Regions from separate parts of the Mus musculus genome. Here region 1 is linked to region 2. The links are chromatin loops, found by intact Hi-C in ENCODE. Cell type or tissue: heart. All regions are shown on one strand.

The links. Peaks named below come from ENCODE experiments on the same cell type or tissue, not always from the same donor. Only the 100,000 strongest peaks of a DNase experiment are listed, where the experiment ranks them.
Region 1: it touches region 2 in a loop (5-fold over the local background); 7 of 42 quality-filtered maps call a loop at or near these places.

Annotation. Positions count from the first base shown.
Region 1 is chr17:28,364,746-28,372,745 of GRCm38, reverse strand. It overlaps Tulp1 (tubby like protein 1), which reads left to right and starts at 7,530. Exons shown (of 15, transcript NM_021478.2): 1 at 7,530-7,675; 2 at 7,789-7,840. The coding sequence starts at 7,629. In heart, a CTCF peak has its summit at 4,087 (motif pointing right); a DNase peak (open chromatin) is centred at 4,095; H3K4me3 peaks cover 764 bases; H3K27ac peaks cover 601 bases; H3K27me3 peaks cover 2,000 bases.
Region 2 is chr17:28,220,961-28,228,960 of GRCm38, reverse strand. Def6 (differentially expressed in FDCP 6) reads right to left here. Exons shown (of 11, transcript NM_027185.3): 6 at 5,181-5,289; 7 at 4,775-5,073; 8 at 2,950-3,116; 9 at 2,662-2,860; 10 at 1,064-1,154; 11 at 353-892. The coding sequence ends at 672. Among named protein-coding and RNA genes, the nearest start is that of Ppard, 7.8 kb to the left of the region's middle. In heart, CTCF peaks have their summits at 4,633 and 4,833; DNase peaks (open chromatin) are centred at 2,710 and 4,740; H3K4me3 peaks cover 2,283 bases; H3K27ac peaks cover 1,936 bases; H3K27me3 peaks cover 1,005 bases.

The DNA.
Region 1 (8,000 bases), 140 kb before region 2:
CTCCTGCGAGGTGACTGTCTGGCTGTTGTCAGGACCCTGGGAAATGTTTGCCTGGAGGACAAGATCCTCTCTAGCTGGTACACAGGCTTCAGGTGGTTTCTTCTCCCAGGGTGAGAATCCTGGAGGCCTCCCAATGCTTTGGAGTCCATTGTCTCTATAGTCTGATCGTCAAAGGGGGTTCCTTTGGAAGAACAAACTGCCCTTCCCGGGAATGAGTAACTGGAGGCTCAGAGAAGTTAAGTGACTGGCACCAAGACACACAGCAAGGGGGCAACATAGTCTGTCTCCAGCTCGCGGCTGTCACAAGGCCTCTATACTGGTGGTCCCTACTCTGCCTGAAACTATGCACCTTCACCTGCAGAGTCTTGAAGGGTCAGTCGCCAGGTGTGGGGGGAGGGGGGCATCATAAGGTGCCTCAGGGGCCCCTAAACCAGCTCCTAGGGTTTCACACTGGCACCTTGGGGCTCTGGGGGGGAGGGGCTTGCAGACAGGATGCCAAGCACAGATGCATCCAGTTCTGCTGTGAGCTAGCCATCTGCCTTGGACAAGCCACTTGGGGCCCCCTGTAAAACAGCCCCCAGAACACCTGTCACCTAAGTGGCTTAGTGAGGGTGCAGCCACAAAGCCTGGGTGGCTTAAGCCCACACACTGTCCCTGGACACCACAGCTCCTGTCTCCCCAGCCCTGTCATTCTTCCTAAAGCTGCTGGCGACTCCCCAGTGAGGAAAATACATCTTTTTCTGTTAGGATTAATTCTCCATTAGGATGGGGCTATCCCACAGGGCACTGCCCAGGGCAGACACAGCATGCTAGCTGGCCAGTCAGAGTAACATGGCCTCACAGACTATGAACCGTGACGGGTGAGCAATCACCTGCCTGTTGAAGGTCTCCCTGTGGTATGGGTTAGTTGGGTTCTTCTGTCTCCTATCTGCCATCAGGAGAGTCCTCCTGGCCTTTCCTGGGCTCCTTGGTCTTCACTTGGGACCTCTGAGGCTCGGTGGGAACAATGTCTCTGGGACAGCTGGAGGAGGAAGGCATCGCTCAGGTTCACGGACTCCTCAAGTGAGCACTGTGACTCTGGTGGTTCTCAGAGGATGGAAGCAGGAGACATGGTGAGAGACAAGGAGCTAAACTAGGTAGGCAGACAGATAGGGAGAAGGGACATGGCTAGGTTGTAAAGGTGGCAAATTTCCAAGATGGCTGGTAGGCATCTATCTTTCCCTCCTAACTTGGGCTTTTGTCTCTTACCAGCAGGCTGCCTGCTGACTGTCTGACTCACCAAGTACAAGGCCAAGGCCTGCTTATGACAAGAAATAAAATAACCAGCTCTGGCCAATCGCCTATCCTGGCTTTCTTCAAAGTAAATTAGGCAAGGAAAACACATGAGAGGCCGTAAGAGCCCAGCCCTTGAAGACTGTATTTGCAAGCTGTCTGAGTCTCCTCTGCTTTGCAGAGAGCCTTTCTGTGTGTGTGTGTGTGCAGAGAGAGAGAGAAAGAGAGAGAGAGAGAGAAAGAGAGCCTCTGTGTGTGTGTGTGTGTGTGTGTGTGTGTATGTGTGTATGTATGTATGTATGTATGTATGTGTGTGCGCACGCATGCACATTTCTCCATCTGCCATGTGTAAGGTTTCTCTGTGGCTACTTGTTATGCTTTAGATCTCTTCCACCTTCTAATTCTTTAACGGGGCTGGGCGGCTGAGGCAGAGGCAGAGGCAGAGGCAGAGGCAGAGGCAGAGGCAGAGGCAGAGGCAGAGGCAGAGGCAGAGGCAGAGGCAGAGGCAGAGGCAGAGGCAGAGGCAGAGGCAGAGGCAGAGGCAGAGGCAGAGGCAGAGGCAGAGGCAGAGGCAGAGGCAGAGGCAGAGGCAGAGGCAGAGGCAGAGGCAGAGGCAGAGGCAGAGGCAGAGGCAGAGGCAGAGGCAGAGGCAGAGGCAGAGGCAGAGGCAGAGGCAGAGGCAGAGGCAGAGGCAGAGGCAGAGGCAGAGGCAGAGGCAGAGGCAGAGAGAGGCAGATCTATGTGAGTTTGAGGCCAGCCTGGTCTACAGGGCTAGTTCCAAGACAGTTAAGGCTACACAGAGAGGCCCAGTCTCAAAATAATCTTTAACTGGTAGAGAAAAACGAATCCAACTGAGACACCTAATCTGTGTCATTTGGGGGTTCATCTTGGATTTCCTCTGAAGACTGTATCATTTATAACCCAGCCCAGCCTGGTTCACACTTAGCAATGACCCACAGGGATCTTTAACCAAGATGTTTCATGATATTTTTTGTTGGGAGGACTGGGGTTTGGGGCGGGGGGGGGGGGAGGCCTAAAACAGAGTCTCAGTGTATAACCTTGGCTGTCCTGGAGCTCACTCTATAGACCAGGCTGGCCTCAAACTCAGAGCTCTTCCTGCCTCTGCCTCCTGAGTATTTCGATTAAAGGTGTGTGCCACAGGTTAAAACTGTTTTCAAGTAAAAAGTAGAAACAAACAAAATCTTGTAAATTGGGAGCTGGAGAGATGGCTCAACGGTCAAGAGCACTGATTGCTCTTCTAGAAGTCTTGAGGTCAAATCCCAACAACCATGTGTGGCTCACAACCATCTGTAATGGGATCCAATGTACTCTTCTGGTGTGTTGAAGACAGCCACAGTGTACTCATATAAGTAAAATGAATAAATCTTTTTTTAAAAAAACCAATCTCGTAAATTACCTGGTCCAGTTCAGATCACAGACCCACATTCTACACTGAACAAGGCCTGAAGTAGGTCAAAGGCAGGTGTAGAAGGAGTCCCTGTTGGGCTGGTGAGTCCAAACGTCTGGAGTCCAAATCCCAGCAACCACATGGTGGCTCACAACCATCCGTAATGAGATCTGACGCCCTCTTCTGGAGTGTCTGAAGACAGCTACAGTGTACTTACATATAATAAATAAATAAATAAATAAATAAATAAATAAATAAATAAAGGACTCCCTGTCTTCGCCTGGTGCCATATGAAAATACAAACTCCGGAGTCAAGGTCCCACGTAGCCCAGGCTGGCCTCAAACTCTATGTAGCCAAGGATCTCTCTAACCACCACCACCCCTGAAATCCTTCTGCTAAGTCCTGGAATTACAGGAACACAAGGGAGACCTTAAAGAGCCCATTTTGCCAGAGATCCACTTTTGGAAACCCTGAAAATTGTGGACTTGGTTCTCTGTGGCCAGACCAGAGGAAGAGAAAGCCAGGGGCCTCAGCCTTCGCTCTGCTTCTAAGTCCCGATTAGTCCTGAGGTGCCTTGAGTGGAAGATGGCCCCCAGAGGCTCAGCTCTTTGCACACTTGGTCCCTGGTAGGTGGAGCTGTTTTGGGGGGAAGGGAGGCACAGCCTGCCTGAAAGGAGGGTGTGGGGGGGGGGGCTTCAGAGATGCACTAGGCAAGAGCCCTATCAACTTTCTGGAGGCTCCTGAGAAGTGGTGACTGAGTCACTCCCTCACTGCCCGGGGCTGGGCTAGCACTGGGCGCAGGTCTCTCTATTTGCTCTGTGGCCTCTCAGTGACTCCCGCAGCTGGCTAAGGAGGAAAGACCTAAGTCCTGTGAGCAGCACCCTCCACCCACACCCCCACCCCCACCCCCCGCTACTGGCAAGTGCTGCAAGGATGCCTTTGTAGGGAGCACTGCTGCGTGTGTTCTAGGTTCTCAGGGTTTTTGGTTGTTGTTTTGGTTTTTTGTTTTGTTTTGTTTTTGAGACAGGGTTTCTCTGTATAGCTCTGGATGTCCTGGAACTCACTTTGTAGACCAGGCTGGCCTCGAACTCAGAAATCTGCCTGCTTCTGCCTCCCAAGTGCTGGAATTAAAGGCGTGCGCCACCACGCCTGGCTCTCAGGGGTTTTTGTTTGTTTGCACCAGTCAGTGAAGTGCTCCCTGATGCTGCTCCTGGAGGTTTAAAAGCCCACCAGAAGAAAGTAACTAACCCTTCCAATGAGCGAACGAATTTCATAGATGGAGGGAGAAGCTGCAGCAAAGAGGACATGTGTAATTGGCCACCAGGCTGTGGGATGTGTGTTGCAGTTTGTCCTGCCTGAAGCTTTCTCCGGGGTCGCTCCCGGGTCCCTCGCCTCTTCGCCGCTAGGGGGAGCCAGGGAGCCTGAGGTTAAGTGCCATTCCGGGTCTGCCATCCACACCCTCCCCGTTTCCTGATCCGTGACAGAAGGTTATGGGATCTGCTGGACAGAGGGTACCGGGAGCATAGCAGGCACTTCACAAAGTATCAGTCAGTTGCTAGAATTCTCCCGTGGTAGGTACACTTAGCCACAGAGTGGGAAGGGCATGTGTCTACTGGTGTTTAAAGCCAGGGACTAGGCTTAACAAGAAAATACCAAGGGGCTCAGAGCACTCGCTTCCCTTGCGGAAGACTGGGTTTGGATCTCAGCATCCCTTTGGCAGCTCACAACCATCTCTAACCTCCAGTTCCAGGGCTCGGACGGCCTCTTCTACCCCTGAGGGTAAAACATCCACGCAGTAAAAAATGAATAAATATTGTTTTCTAAAATGATATTGTAAAAAGTTTTTTTAAAATGCCTTTAATCCCAGCACTTGGGAGGCAGAGGCAGGTGAATTTCTGAGTTCAAGGCCAGCCTGGTCTACAAAGTGAGTTCCAGGACAGCCAGGGCTACACAGAGAAACCCTGTCTCGAAAAACAAAAAAACAAACAAAATGAGTGGGCAGTGGTGGCACACGCCTTTAATCCCAGCACTTGGGAGGCAGAGGCAGGAGGATTTCTGAGTTCAAGGCCAGCCTGGTCTACAAAGTGAGTTCCAGGACAGCCAGGGCTATACAGAGAAACCCTGTCTCAAAAAACCAAAAAAGAAAAAAAAAAAAAAAAAAAAAAACCAGGCCCATCGTAGGTGTCATCTGGAGTTACTGAGAGAGCAAGCTATGTAGCTTTGGGCAAGTGACTTAAGTCATGAGTCATGGGTGAACTTGGGGACCAGGCAATGTCTGTCTTCTGAAAGTTGATTTTTAGAAAGCAGCTAAATTTATGTGGAATTGAGTCTGGTGACTAAGGCCAGGCAGGGATCTGGTTAAGAAATGTCCCATTGAGTTCAAAACAAGGTGTAATTATAGAGACCAAGCCTGTCTGTCCTGCAGTCCAGGAGGTCAGCAGATCAAAGCTCCTGACGCCTGCCTATCTATGTCCCAGACCTGACTCTCGGCCTGCGCTGGACGCTCAAAATCCTAAAGTCACCTCTGACCCACCTGAGTCCCCTTCCCACGCCCCAAGCCATTAGCCCTCCGAGGTCTGCTTTTCTCAGAGTCCCCTTGGGACGGCCCCTGCCGGGAACTGGGGAACTAGGGAATTAAAATGTCGATGTCAAGGGGAGGGAATTTGAGCACATTCTACTCAAGATGACTCAAAAAAATTATACATTTTTAGTTTTAAAGTTACATTTGTTGCCTGTGGAGGGGGTGTGTGTGAGTGCCCTGGGACACACACACTCCTGGAGGTCAGAGGTCAGCTTGTAGGAGTTGGTTTTGGCTTCCCAGCATGTGAGTTCTGGAGATCTAACGTAGGTGTTCAAGCTCTGCAGCAAGCTCCTCTTACCTACTGAGCCATCATCTTACCAGTCCTTGGATTTGGTTTTGGTTTTTAAGATTTTTATTTTTTAAAGATTTATTTATTTATTAAAAGGGTTATTTTATTTATATGAGTACACTGTAGCTGTCTTCAGACACCAAAAAAAAAAAAAAAAATAGGGCATCAGAATCCATTACAGATGGTTGTGAGCCACCATGTGGTTGCTGGGAATTGAACTCAGGACCACTGGAAGAGCAGTCAGTGCTCTTAACCACTGAGCCATCTCTCCAGCCCAGGATTTACTTTTATTAAGATTTCTTGAGGGCTGGTGAGATGGCTCAGTGGGTAAGAGCACCCGACTGCTCTTCCGAAGGTCCAGAGTTCAAATCCCAGCAACCACATGGTGGCTCACAACCATCTGTAACAAGATCTGATGCCCTCTTTTGGAGTGTCTGAAGACAACTACAGTGTACTTACATATAATAAATAAATAAATCTTTAAAAAAAAAAAAGATTTCTTGAGGGACTGGAGAGATGACTCAGTGATTAAAACTGACTGCTCTTCCAGAGGTCCTGAGTTCAATTCCCAGCAACCACATGGTGGCTCACAACCATCTGTAATGAGATCTGATGTGTGTCTGAAGACAGCTACAGTGTACTTACATATGATAAATAAATAAATCTTAAAAAAAGAAAGAAAGAGAAAGAAAGAAAGAAAGAAAGAAAGAAAGAAAGAAAGAAAGAAAGAGAGAAAGAAAGAAAGAAATCAAACCCTGGTCAAGATGTGTGTTGTGTGCAGTGGGCCCTGAAGAAGGGCACCCAAGGAGAGTACCGAGTGTCTGCTGTATGCGGCTTCTCCTCTGTCACCTCATTTCCTGTGGTTCCACAGGGCTATTACACCTATCTTATATGTAGGGTGATGGGGCGGCAGCTCTTCAGTGACACACTCAGGGCTGCCTCCAAGTAACCCACACCTCCCAGCACACCAGGCTGTGGGTGACCCTTGTGTCTTGCTGACTCCCTTCCTGATCTGGAAGCTTTGGGGACCCCTTAACCCAACCGCTTGCGATACATCTCTCAAGTCAAGCCAGCAAGGCAAGCCTGTTATCCCACACTAAGGAGGTGGAGGCAGGCATATCCCTGGGAATTAACTGAAGGCTAGCCTGGTTGTCTATATAGCAAGCTCTAGATGAGCCAGGGCTGCATAGTGAAACCTTGTCTTTAAAAATAAAAGGAGCCAGGCAGTGGTGGCGTGCACGCCTTTAATCCCAGCACTTGGGAGGCAGAGGCAGGCGGATTTCTGAGTTCAAGGTCAGCCTGGTCTACAAAGTGAGTTCCAGGACAGCCAGGACTATACAGAGAAACCCTGTCTCAAAAAAACAAAAAACAAAAAAAACAAACAAACAAAAAAAAAAAAAAAAAACAAGAAAGAAAGAAAGAAAGAAAGAAAGAAAGAAAGAAAGAAAGAAAGAAAGAGAAAGCAAGCAAGCTGTGGGAAATGGCTTAGGCAGGGCACACGCTGCCACATGCTGCCACACGCTAGAAGGAGTTGTCCTCAGGTCCTCTTTACACAGGAAGCAGGCCATGTGTCCCACCTACACATGCAATAAATAAATGTAAACATTTTAAATGAGCGTGTCTCAGGCTGAGTATGGTGTCACATGGTGGCAATCCTCACACTCAGGAGATTGGAGAGTCTTGGGTTCCAGGCCAGCCCACACAGGAAGGCCCTGGCTACAGAGTGAGACCCTGTCTGGGAAAAGGGGGAGGCAAAGACAGTCTGGAGGGCCACTCTGGCCTTTTACTCTCCAGCACCCCGCACCACTGACATCTTAGGTAGCAAAGTGAGGTGGGTGGAATATCCTTTTCTTCCCGGCCGCTGTAGTGAGGAGAGCTGGGCTCCAGAGCTTCCCTTCAATGGTTCAGCCAATGGGGCTAGAACATCTTATCCTTAGAGGTGAGTCCTGGTGGCCTCTTGGCCCGGAAGGTGGGGAGAAGCTGAGCCGAGATTAGCTAGGAAGGAAGGGAGGCTGGGGAGCGGCGAGTCACCAGAGAGAGAGAGAGGGGTGGTGGCCGTGACAGGCACACAGACGCAATGCCACTGCAGGAGGAGACCCTTCGGGAAGTGTGGGCCTCAGACAGGTGGGAGCCCCACATCGCCCCACCTGAACTCCAAACCCTAGTTTCTGGGCCGCAGTAGGGAGGGGGAGAGTAGACGGCAAGAGAGGAACAACCTGGTCCCTTTGTACCCTCAGCGGCCATGAAGAGGACTGCTTGAGCCCCGAGCCCCCGCTGCGCCCCAAACAGGTGTGTCACCCGGTTTAGGGATTGGAAAAGAGGTGCGAAGATATTCTGGTGTGCACAGGAAACAGGGCTGCCCGGGAGAGGTCCTCTCGCCAGAACCCTGCAGCTCTTAGCTTGAAGAGTTTAGAAGAAGAAAGGGGGGTTAGGATGTGGGGTGCCCAGA
Region 2 (8,000 bases):
TGATAACAGCCGTCCAGCACTTAGGGGTTCTTTGCGAATGACGTAACATGGGTGGACTCCAGGTAGACAGTAGATGCTCAATAAACACTTTCAGATACTAGTAATGACGACGCTCCACTCAGGCCTGCTACATCAGGGATTATGATCCTCTCTATAGACCAATGTGTGTATGGGGGGGCGTGAAGTTCACCCGTGAGAAAATGGCAGAGCCTAGTTCAGCCCACAGTCCGTGTTCCTAACCACTTTGCCACACCTGCTGTCCCTGGGACCTAGAACTTGAACTCGAGGGAGGGATGGGGAGGTGGTTGGAGGGAGGGATGGATAAAGGAAGGGAGGGAGGGAAGGGCAGGAGCAGTGGGCAGTTGTGAGCAGTTTTATTTGGAAGTATGTCTCCATAACTTGGTCTGGAGGGAGGGGCGTATGATCTTGTCTTGGTCATTCCTTTTCTTTCCCAGTTCTGGTCCCAGATCCTTGAGACTGAAGCACACAACCATATTCTCAAGTATTAATATCTCAAACAGCCTCCACGGTCTCGGCCTGCTGAGAATGGCAACCAAGTTCAATCCTTGATCGGCTTTTGGTCGGCAGGTGGTAGCACCAGGAATCACCCACAGGCCTGCTGTGGCCAAGTCCGTAGACACAGCATCGGAAGAACAAGGGGGTGGTCGGAGCTAATTCCCTGGTGCTGGATCCAGTTTTTCTTCCTGAGAGGCCAAAGCTAGGATGGGAGTCTCATCTCCACCATTGAGGGACTTCTGTTCGCTGCTATTGACTGAGAGGGTTCTGTTACCTTGGGAACCCCAGCGGGTCAGGCGCTTTAGAGAGGAGTCCCGGCGGGCAAGCGGAGGGGGCTGGAAGCCCGTGAAGGAGCTGCTGGTGGTGGGTCGCTTATCTGGCAGAGAGAAGAGAGGGAGAAAGGGAAAATGTGAGTCAGAATGGGAGAGGTGAGGGTTGTGCCTCTGCTCTGGGAGAAGGGAAACCTTTGACCTTCAGTTCCACCTCCTTCATGATCCGGGTGATCTGGCAGCCTCCCCTCCTTCCTCCCAAGCCAGGGAAGGCTCACCTCCTGGCTCGATCGGATGCATGAGCCTGTTCATCTGGACATTCCAGTGTTTCACGTTGGTGCTGGCCTGGCGCAACTTCCTCTGGGCAGCCTATGGGGCAAGGCGGTGGGAGTGGGTCAGAACTGCCATCCGTGGTGGTGGAGGCTGCTGGCCTGGTCATCTTCAGAGGCCCTGAGAATCTGATCACAGCTACCCATCCCCCACCCCTACCCCCCAGGAAGTCCTGTAAGGCTGGGCATGGTGGTGAGGTGCATGCCATGCCTGTAACTCTAGTACTTGGGATGTAGAGGAGAGGGAGGTCAAAGCCTGGGCTACATAATGAGTTAAAGGCCAGCGTGGGTTACAGGAGATCCTGCCTGTAGCCTTGTAGCCTGTGGATGCTGGGAACTGAACTCCAGTCCTCTGGAAGAGCAGCATGTACTCTTAACCACTAAGCTACCACTTCAGCCCCGGTTAAAAATTAAAAAAAAAAAAAAATAGGTAGGGTATGTAACTGTCTGTCCTAAACTCATTCTAAAGATCAGGCTGGCCTAGAACTCAACCAATGTATATGTGTGTGTGTATATATATATGAATGACTGACATCATTGGGGGGTTGGAGAGGTGGCTCAGTGGTTAAGAGCACTGTCTGCTCTTCAAGAGGTCCTGAGTTCAATTCCCAGCAAGCACATTGGATCACAACCATCTGTAATGGGATCTGATGCCTTCTTCTGGCATGCAGGTGGGCATGCAGACAGAGCAGTCATACATAAAATAAATAAAACATTTTTAAATTACTTTAAGAAAAAACACATCATTGGGCTGGAGTAAAAAGCACTGATTGCAACCAAAAAAAAAAAAAAAAAAAAAAAAAAAAAGATTAAAGCCGGGCGTGCCTTTAATTCCAGCACTCGGGAGGCAGAGGCAGGCGGATTTCTGAGTTTGAGGCCAGCCTGGTCTACAAAGTGAGCTCCAGGACAGCCAGGGCTATACAGAGAAACCCTGTCTCGAAAAACCAAAAAAAAAAAAAAAAGTACTGATTGCTTTTAAAAGACCAGGGTTGAACTCTATCAGCACCATATAGTAGCTTACAACTGTAACTCCAGACTCAGGGGATGCAATAACTAACACCTGCTGGCCTCTGTGCACACTGTTCACACGTAGTACACAGACATTCATGCAGACAAAGCACACATACACATACATTTTAATAAGTTTTAAAAGAGATTAAAAAAGAAACAAATCTAAAACCAAAACAACAACAACAACAACCTAGAACCTTTTCTACAGGCATTCAAGCTCCGGGGAGTGTTTTGGAGGCTAGGAGGTGGGGAATCCTGCCCAGGTTAATAATACTATTGGCAAACACAGCCACAGGTGTGTTCAGCATTTACATACTAAATACCATGCTTAAACTAAGCTTGTTCTGTAGTGGTAACGTGGTATCTGCTTCCTCTCACAGATAAGAGACTTCAGACAGAGAGGTTAGGCAATCTGTAGGCGATGGCACAGCCAGCTGATGATAATGCGAGTTGGCAGACAGGTAGCTTGGCTCTGGGGTCCGGCTCAGTGACACACTGGCTCCCCCAGCTTCTCCCGGTTCCCGGCCTTGTCTCACCTCCACGTCCTCGTCTGCCCTCTGCCGGTTCTGCCGCACTTCCTCCAGCTGCTGCTGGGCGTGCTGCAGGGAACGGCTCTGCAGCGCCATCTCCTGCTGGAGCTCCTGCTTCTCCTGCTGCGCTCGCTCGATGTAGCGCTCTTGCTCCTCCTTCAGATGCATCAGCTGCTTCAGCTTCTCCTCCTCCTCCTCCAGCAGCCTGCCAGAGTGCACAGGGACATCTCAGAGCCGGGGAGGGAGGGTCCGCGCGGGCGCTGGCAGGAAAGGTTCCCTGGCCACCGTGCCTACCTGGTCTGGGCGAGGCGCACGGCCTCCTCATCCCGCCTAGCTTTCACCTCTAGTTGCAGAGCTTCCTGCAGCCGCTCCTGCATCTCCTCCAGTTCAGCGATGCGCTGCCGTTGCCGGGCCGCCTCTTCCTTCTTCAGCTCCATCTCAGCCTGCATAGAGGCCCGGGCCTGTGGGGAGCAAAGAGCGAATCAGTGGGACACCGGAGGAGAAAGACAGGCTACTGCCCCCTCCCCAGCCAACTCCCCAACCCCCCAACCCTAACTCTTCCTGGCTCTGTGTATGGAGGGTCTTTAGTTGGGGTTTCCTGATCTGACCTGTTTAAGACCCTGAATCCTCCTATTGTTTTTGCACTGACCTTAGAAAGAATAATTAGACGCTTGCTGGGGCTGTAGCTCAGCAGCAGAGGGCTCACCTGATGTGCCCATGGCTGTATGTTTGCTATCCAGCCTCACACAAAACAACACCGGTTATAATTACATGTAATTAAACATCATAATACGTTATATTACAATAAACCAGCATATTAAACGAAGGTAATCCCTTCCTAGCTCCTACCCTAACAATTATAATATCATTATGGCGGGTGCCAGGAACTGCAATTATTACAATAACCACAAGTTATTGAACGCTTTTATTTTTCTTCTGAGACCAAGTTTCTCTGAGGCTGACCTCGACCTCACAGAGATTCTCCTGCCTCTGCCTCCCAAGTGCTGGGAATAAAAGCGTGTGCCACCACCACCCAGGTTGTTGTTGTTATAGTTTTATTAGTTCATATGCATGGGTGTTTTGGCTGCATATGTCTGTGCACCACATGAGAACACTACTCGCAGAGGCAAGAAGAGGGTGTGCGATCTGCTGGCTGGCTATGAGCTCCCATGTGGGTGCACAAGCTCAAGCTTGGTCCTCTGAAAAAGCAGCCAGTGGTCTTAACTGTGAGGCTATCATTTTAGACCTACTTTGTTCTTTGAGACAGGATCTCAGGTAGTGCAGGTTGGCCTCAAACTCACTAAGTAGCACCTGCCTGGCTTTATTAAACTCCTTACATCTATTCCTTCACAGAATCCTCGTCCCATTTCCATATACAGAGCTCTAGTTACTGATACGGAGAGACTTAGTGCATGTCTGAGCTCATACAGCTCTTAAGGCGGAGGTGTAATGGGCACACATGCCACAGCATGCCTGTGGCGGTCAGAGGACAACGTTGTGGAGCCGGTTCCCTCTGCCCATCTTTCTGGGGTTCCAGGAACGGAATTCAGGACGCTAGGTATGTGTGGCAAGCACCTTTATCCTTTGAGCCAGCTCTAGAATTGCGTTTTCTCAATTTAAAATTTAAAGTCAATTGCTTCTGTGCATCTACTCTGCCCTTCACATGCATCCCGTCTTATGGTCCCCAAACTGGTTTTGTTAAAATTTAGTTCAAGTCTAGATTGATTTCATTCCAAATTATTTGCAATCAAGAAGCCTTAAGCAGCTTCCTCGGCCCAAGTCCTGCCTCCAGAAAAGAATTCTGAACCAGGTCTCATTCTACCAGGGGTTTTCCCTAGCCCTAACCTTGTTCCGGCCCTACCCTAACATTCGTTAGGCCATGCCCAAAGCATCCAGGCTCTACTCCAACCTATTCCCCTAAGGGCCCCTCAGGCCCCGCCCACAGCATCTTTCAGTCTCTACCTTAGGTCCATCCTTCAGCCAATGGGCTCCACCCTATCTAGGCCCCGCCCATAGCATCCTCCAGACCATGGACTACGCCCTGCTCTTCTTCCTGTCACGCCCCGGTCATAACCCCGCCCCAACCCTTCCCCGGCCCCGCCCTCTGGGCCAGTCTCACCTGCTCCGCCTCCCGCAGCTGGCCCTCCAGAGCCTGCTGCAGCTCCTTGTGCTGGCTACGGCGGCGCTCCTCCTCTTCCTGCAGCAGCCGCTCGGCCTGCCGCTGAGCCTCCTGCAGCAGCTCCAGTTCTTGCAGCTTCCTCTCCTTCTCCTCCTGCAGCTGCTGCAGTCGCAGCAGCTCCTCCTCCTTGGCTGCCCGGCGTCGCTCGCGCTGTTCCCGCTGCTCCCGCCGCTTCTGTTTCAGGTCCTTGTGCAGCGACGTCTTCCCCTCCGCCTGCAGCCGGATCGCAGTCTGGATGGCTAAGGGCAGAGCCGGACGGAGTCAGCCCTGGTCTAGTCACCACCGCAAAGGGGCCCCAAAGGTCACTCCGGTGAACAGGCCCAGTTAGACCCAGGCCGGCACTCACCGGCCGTCCACTCCTGGCGCTGGCGGGTGTCTGAGGCGCTCATCTCATAGGTGCGGCTGGCAGTCTTCACACAAAACATGCAGCGCTTTCCTTCGCGGTCCGGAAGCACCTACAGGATGGCCCAGGCCAAGTGACTTCGCTGACATAGGAGCCACATCTGCCCCAGTAGTACCCCAGCTCCAGCTTCCTCCTCTTTCTCTTGGCTGACCATCTTCTCTGGGACCGTTCCTACCCTGCCAGGAGTATGCATGGTCTGGGGTGGATCGTTAGTTACGGGGTGCGTGCGAGCCACTTTATTCTTGGTATCTCTCCACAAGGTTTAGTACATAGTACATGCTTGAACATGTGCCTGGAGCCTCACTCAGCACCTACAACTGCTGATTTCCACCTGGTCTCTTAAATGGCACTCGTTCTTCAAGGGTTTGGAGATACTGATAATGCAGGGTGTGTTTGACATCCTTGCTCTTCTGCCCTAGTGTTCTCTTGTGTTCTCTCTCTCTCTCTCTCTCTCTCTCTCTCTCTCTCTCTCTCTGAGGCAGGGTTTCTTTGTGTAGCTCTGACTGTCCTAGACTAGCTCTATAGACCAGGCTGGCTTCAAACTCTCCCTCTGCCTCCCAAGTGCTGGGATTAAAGGCGTGTACCACAACGTGCCCAGCTCTGCACTAGTGTTTTCCATACAACATTTATCTACAGTCATATATTCCTGTCGGACCTTACTTCATAGAGAACGTAATTGGCTCTGAGATATCTGGAGCCTTACCCAACACCTGTTTCTTTGTGCAACAGAAAGGGATAATGCCTCGGGGAACTATTTTCTCTTGAGACAAGGTTTTGTTGTGTAGCCCAGGTTGGCCTCCTACCTCAAAAGTCTCCTCTGCCCCAGTCTCTGGAGTATGAGGAGCCCTTAATAATTTTTTTTTCTTTTGGTTTTTTCGAGACAGGGTTTCTCTGTGTAGCCCTGGCTGTCCTGGAACTAACTCACTTTGTAGACCAGGCTGGCCTCGAACTCAGAAATCCGCCTGCCTCTGCCTCCCAAGTGCTGGGATTAAAGGCGTGCGCCACCACTGCCCGGCTCCCCAGCTCCAATTGGTTCTTGATCTGTCAGTAAAGAAGCCATGAGCCAATTGCTGGGCAGAAGGGATAGGCGGGACCTCCGGGTCCCTGGAGGCAAGCAGACAGATCCAAGGAAGGAGAGGAGAGTTCGTCATGCTTCAGATGGAAAAAAGTTGACCAGCCATGTGAGACCTCTAAACGGAGTGGCCACACAGGCCACTCCTACATGCAGGGGGTCAGGGGTGTTTAGCAGGGACTAGATGTACTGAGCAACTAAAGTTTAGGGCAGGTGGGAGGTGCAGAGCTAAGAGTATTGATAAGGGCATGCTAGCCATAGGAGTTTAATAATGCCCATGAATAGTGCCAAGAAGGCAAGTTGAAAATGAACAACGTGTGTGTCTGTGTCTTTATCCCTGGGTTCAAGGGAAGCTGGGTGGGGGCTGGTTGCTTGGCCATTCCCAGAGCTTAGGCGGGGTAGCAAAATCTACACTTCACACCTACACAGGTCATAAGCCCCAGAGGAGAGCCCAAAATGATCGTGCTGCTAAATGTATGTATGAAACTGACTCCTAATGTCTCATAGGCATTCCCTAGGCTGGGAAGCTCCTGTCGTCAGTAGATGGTGTTTAACACACTGATCCACAATTGGCCAGGGTGCAGAATGCTCAGCCCGAAACGGAAAAGATAAACTGCAAACTCCCTCCCAAGGTTCAGGGATCACTTCAGAAGGGAGTAGAAAAACCGTAAGAGCCCGAGGCAGCTGGTGACTGCAAGGAACCATTATCTTCTGGACCTGGCAGGGCAGATGCACGAATGAGCACACACATATTTGACAGCATACACAAAGCCTGTGCAAGCTCATGCCAGACCAAATCCCAGAAAGGACGGGGGGGTTGGGCAGTGGTGCTACTGGCAAATTGTTAGTTGCTGGGAGAGGAAGAGTGTAGCACTTGGTAAGACACAAATTATCCTGAAAGATTCAAAAAAAAAAAAAAAAAGATACAAAGTTGGGTAGGGAAAAAGGAGGGGTGAGCCGAGGAAGAGTTAGGGAATGGGAGGTGAGTATGATCAAGACAAGTTGTATGAAATTCTCAGCTATAAAAGGATCAGTCCCTAGAGTCTGTGTCCAAAGCTGGGTGTGACGTCATCAGAGCCGGGTGTGACGTCATCAGAGCCGGGTGTGATGTCATCGAAGCTGGGTGTGATGTCATCAGAGCCGGGTGTGATGTCATCGAAGCTGGGTATGACTGTACATGCTTTTGTACTAGCACTGAGGAAGTGGAGACAGGCAGATGCCAGAACGTGATGGCCACCAGCCTAACTTACACGGCAAGATCCGCACCAGTGAGAGACTCTGTCTCAAAACCAAAGAAACTGAGGTTGCTGAGGTGGGTGGTAGTTCAATTGGAAAGTGCTTGTGGTATAAGAATGCACACCTGAGTCCTAGCCCAGCATCAAGGAAACAGGCAGGCATGATGAGGCCTGCTATAATCCCAGTGTTGGCAGGTAGAGAGAAGAGAGTCCCAGGGTTTCGCTGGCCTATCGGCCTATCTAAATCGGTGAACCCCGTGTCCCAGTGTGAGAGATTCTATCTCAAAAAAATAAGGTAAATGGCTCCTGAAGGAATTACATCAGGGGATGACTTCTGACCTCCATATGCATATGTGTGTGGGACACAGACACACACAGGCACACACATGCATATGCACACACTCAAAGAGAAAAGGAACAAACCAAGCAGGTATCTCTTGAGGAATGACACCCTAG